Linked DNA regions of Homo sapiens: region 1 is linked to region 2. Evidence: chromatin loops called from intact Hi-C (ENCODE). Cell type or tissue: heart right ventricle. All regions are shown on one strand.

Evidence for each region. Peaks named below come from ENCODE experiments on the same cell type or tissue, not always from the same donor. Only the 100,000 strongest peaks of a DNase experiment are listed, where the experiment ranks them.
Region 1: a loop joins it to region 2, with 2.0 times the contacts of the local background. A loop is called at or near these places in 12 of 110 quality-filtered maps.

What each region holds. Positions count from the first base shown.
Region 1 is chr12:21,763,717-21,766,216 of GRCh38, forward strand. It overlaps KCNJ8 (potassium inwardly rectifying channel subfamily J member 8), which reads right to left. Exons shown (of 3, transcript NM_004982.4): 3 at 1,239-2,500. The coding sequence ends at 2,007. The region is part of intron 2 of KCNJ8-AS1 (KCNJ8 antisense RNA 1); the gene reads left to right. Among named protein-coding and RNA genes, the nearest start is that of KCNJ8, 9.7 kb to the right of the region's middle. In heart right ventricle, no CTCF peak of the experiment used is centred here; no DNase peak of the experiment used is centred here; H3K27ac peaks cover 1,280 bases.
Region 2 is chr12:21,988,793-21,991,292 of GRCh38, forward strand. No RefSeq gene overlaps it. Among named protein-coding and RNA genes, the nearest start is that of ABCC9, 49 kb to the left of the region's middle. In heart right ventricle, a CTCF peak has its summit at 1,219 (motif pointing left); no DNase peak of the experiment used is centred here; H3K27ac peaks cover 231 bases.

The DNA.
Region 1 (2,500 bases), 230 kb before region 2:
AGCCTGTGTCACCTCTACAAAGTTGGGCTACTACTGAGCAGCAGGAAGGCACTATCCATGTTCTTACTGCTGGATTGTGTGGCAGCTACCTCTGGGTCTGCTCAGCTGCCCTGGGGTGGGAAGGTGGGAACCTGCATCTGTTCCAGAACTGCTTTGAGGTCTGATATCCACCTCCATAGTTGCTGTTGGGTTAAGTTTTATTAAGATAGTCTTTAGCAACCTAGACAGAAATGTTTTAATATTCAAACAATTGGTACAGATGCATGCATATATACAGTATCCTTGCTTGGACTATGAAGGAAGTGGTGGAGTAAAGAGAATTGGTCATATTCTGGATATATTTTGAAGGCAGAGCCGAGAGGTAATTGCTAATGGATGGCATGTAGGGTATGAAAGAGGCAGCAAGAATGACTTCCAGGTCATGGCTTGATGCCTGAGTGATTGGAAGAAAGACTGGGAGGAGGGCAGCTTTTGTGAGTGAGAATGAAGTATTTGGTTTTAGACCTAGTAAGTTTGAAATGCTTGTTCAATCTCCAAGTGGAGCCTCAGGTGCCTGTTTGATCTGTGAGTCTGGAGTTCAGAGGAACAGTTAGAACCCTTTCAGGAATGATTAACTCAATGACGTGATAAACAGTTTCTGTTCACCTGGTTGGAATCATGAGTCTTAAGATAGAACATTTCATAATTACCTATTTCAATGTTCATAAATACAAACCCCCAAATCTGTGTGAAAGATTTCACAATAGCTCAGCTTTCTGATGTTTAGCTATAAAATGTAAGAATAAAAGCATATATAGTTTATTAACCTAGTACTTCTCTCTCCTGTCTCATCCCTTCCTTGAAGAAGCAGGCACTAAATATGCTTAAATGAAGCTTTGATAGAAAATCTCACTTTAGCAAATGAGATGATGCTAAATCTATAAATGCCAAGCCTAAATTCAGATACTACTGGGAAGGAAGTATAGTTTTAAGATGGGAGATTGAAGATTAAAAAAAAAAGCTTATAGGATTTTTATGGTATGTCAGGCTTAGATTGAAAAACCAAGAGGACATTTTAAAACCTGAAATAAAATCAAAACAAAGCAAAAAAAAGCTAGTTTTGGAGCAAACAGACTTGAGAGAGAGGAATCTCAGAGTGAGTGTTATCACTTTGACATCTCTTTTACATGGCTCTAAAAACATCTTGAGTTTTAACTTGGGATGATTTTGTGAAAGAGGAATCACAAAACTACAGTGAGTACAAAGAAAATGTTTTAATAAAATATTCAATACAGTATTTCCCTGTGGGGATTCTAGAAGAAGAAGTGAGATGCTGAAGGAAGTGACTGTCACTGTGGGGAACCCAGTCCTAAATGAGACAAGACTTAGCTTTCCTTCAAAGACACCTTGTCCAGCTCTGCCCAACAGGCCGCAATGAGATGGACCAGGAAACCTTCAGGAGTCACCGACAGACAAAGCGAATGAACTGAATCCACTTACAAACAGATCCACTTAAGCAGTTTTTGCCTCAGGCTTCCTACCAAATGCAGTTATCATGGAGACAGGAGAAGGCTGATGTACAAAACGCATTAACATGATTTTGTTTTTTCCCCTCCTATTCTATTTGCATTTCCAGAGTGATCATTAGTAACACAGCGATCTGGGTTTCACCAACTAAGCATTTCAAACAGACTCATTTCTTGACCAAATTTTGTGCTCAAGGCCTGTTACTATTAGTGTAATTCTTGTGTTTCAAATTGAGAGAAACGAGCATACCCACCCCTGCACATAACTTAAGTATATCACTGCGAATTCTACATGTATGAAACAAGCATAAGCCATGAATCCTCCACTTGGTGTGTTACTTTTTATTACTACAGAAAGTGCTGTTGCTTGAATATGAATATCATTTAGTGTAATAAAATGTAGAAGGACACATTATTGTGTTCCAGCTCTGGTTCAGTCTGGCAGTGCCCAGCATAAACCGTCAAAACTTGATAAAAGACTGTCTTGGGGTTATCTTGCTGTCATGATTCCGATGTGTTTTGATTTCCTTCTGGAGTCATAAATTGCACCTTTGGTACCATGAGGGAAGAATTGTTCCTTCGGATAGAATTGTTCCTCCTCATGGAATTGTTTCTTCTCATGGAGTTGCGCTTCCTCAGAGAATTTTGATGAGACAGTTCACTCTTTTGGAGGGTCTGAATAAGGATGGAAGGTTTCTCATCCAGCTCTCGGGCACTGCACCGTGGAGCAGCTACTTTAACAGTGTTGCCAAATTTGGAGTAATCCACAGAATACACTCCTTCTTCCTCAGTCACAATGGACACAAAGCGGTGGCCCCATTGGATCTCCTCAGCAATGTAGGAGGTTCGTGCTTGTGTGGTGATGCCAGTAGTTTCAACCACTCCTTCCAGAATAACTATGACCTCCAAGTCTTGGTTGGCCAGGTCAGTTGCTGAGATGTCATACAGGGGACTGCGCTTGTCAATCACGTGGCAGATGATCAAAGGGGCCACCA
Region 2 (2,500 bases):
ATTAGTTTAGCAAGTCCTACACAAAAGCAGTAACACCAGGGAGCTGGAAAGAATCTAAGTTGGTACATCACATCCCATTGTCCACATCAACACACTCATGACATAAAACCTTGCAAAGAAAGTGATATCAGCACCACTTGAATCAGTATAAGGAATTACAAGGACTTTATAGAGTTTAAGTGACTTCTGACAATAAGCACTTCTATGTATTAGCTCAAATATGTTAAGATTTAAACCATCACTTAAAATTCAAGAACAATATGACCTAGGCCTTTTATTTTGGTAATAAGATATATAGTTTACTTCTGAATGATTAATACTTCTACTAAATGTCAAAAGCCAAAAGCTACAAATTTTTCTTAGATAATACACATTTTTAGGTCTTTATATTAAATCAAATAATAAATTTAGCCATACTTTGTATCAATCCTAATAATATTCCTGACTACCAATATGAATGTTAATCTTACTTATTTTCAGTATTATATATTACATAAATATAGTATGATGATCCAGTAATTATTTCTTTAACACTTGGCTTATATTAAGCCTATTTTCCAATATGAGAAATACAGCTGGAACTACCTACCTCATTAGGGTCATAATAAACTGTACATAACAATACATTTAAAGCCAAGGACAGGCACTTAGTACATGGTAGTCATCATTCTGTCCTCAGTACTAAAATTTTTGCATAATTCTTTGTCTTCCATTCAAAATTTTTTGAATTTTTCAAAAAGTTCTTATCAGAAAATAACACAGCATGTCCTGTGCATTATATAGTTATTCATTCTAAAAGTACTGTGTTTTCAAGGGTCTGGTCATTGCCCAGGTCAAAATTGTATTGCTTGTGGCCAAAAACGTTTCTACCCACTTATTCTTGTCTTATCCTTGCTGATTGGTGGCACTTGTCAATAAATATTGGCAGTAAAGTCTTTGAGAGTGATGTCTCCTAGTCTCCTAGATACTGTTTAATGTAGATTTCAAGCCCTATTCTTGGAAAAAAATCCCTCAAAAAGATTTCAGTTCTCCAAAGCGGTATCTCCAGCTTTCCCTAACTTTACTGACGGGTTAGCCACTCACCTCCACACACTGTTAGACATTCTACCTCCTTTCAGCCATATTTTTTTTCTGAAATTTTGTGATTTTCAATATTGCTATAATAATAGTGAAGCTCACATTTTCATAGCTTTTCTTCTGCACTGTTGCTCCCTCTAGTGCTGAGTTGAGAGACTGGATATTCGTAAGACAATGTAAAAATTTTCCTAATTTAACTAATAGAAAAGTTAACTGTGGAAAAAAAATATGTTATTAACACATTGAAAGTATTTCTACATGCCAGGGCTAGGGTACCATTCGTTACCATATCTCCAGCAGCCAGTGCAGCATTGACTCCTAACAAATATGCTTTGAACCAAACTGCTGAGAGAATACATAGGACGGAAAAAAAATTAAGACTCTATCTCTATCTTAACTTTTTTAATTCAAGATGTGCCTTTTATAGTGACACCTAAAGTTTTAGAAAGATCTTATCATAGAACAGCATTATTTAGCTAGCTATGAAAAATGAAATAATGCCAGGCACAGTGGCTCACACCTGTAATCCTAGCACTTTGGGAGACCGAGGCGGGCAGAACACAAAGTCAGGAGCTCAAGACCAGCCTGCCCAACATGGTGAAACCCTGTCTCTACTAAAAATACAAAAATTAGCCGGGCGTGGTGGCATGCGCCTGTAATCCCAGCTACTCAGGAGGCTGAGGCAGGAGAACTGCTTGAACCTGGGAGGCGGAGGTTGCAGTGAGCTGAGATCGCGCCACTGTACTCCAGCCTGGGTGACAGAGTGAGACTCCATCTCAAAAGAAAAAGAAAAATGAAATAAGTAATTCTTCAGAATATTTGTCATAAGAATAAGGTATGTGATTCAAATATATGTAGAAAGAAGCAGCTTAGCAGTTTCTAACTTAGCGGGAATTCTGACATTTGGATGTTGTGCACACAGACTTTTGAGGAATTCTTCTGCATACCACAAGCTAGAGCTACTAAACTTCTGTGAATCCCACAGTCTGTTGTTGGGGATAGCTGCTGGCAAAGCTTACTTCACTCAATGCGATCTACCCTATCAGAGTTATCTTCAACTCTTGTCTCAATAGTCAGCCATTTGCTTCCAGTATTGTCTTTACTTTTCACCTCTCCTGCTTAATGCTCCCAAATCCAAACAGCTCCATTTTACAGTTGAGCATACTTTATTCACTTTACTCTTTAACCTGCAGGTTGTTGGCTAGGATCCTCTCTACAATACTCACTTCAGATTTGGAGCAGGATTCTCCATTTAAAGCAACAGGGGCAGGAAGACATCCACGTTTTGCATGACAGGTCATATACTATTCAATATGTTATAAGATACCTATATACATCTAACAGGCATTCTATTGATTTTTATAATACAGTCTACAGAAAGTAAATTTAACAAAATTGCCTTCGCTGGTGAGAAAACATAGAT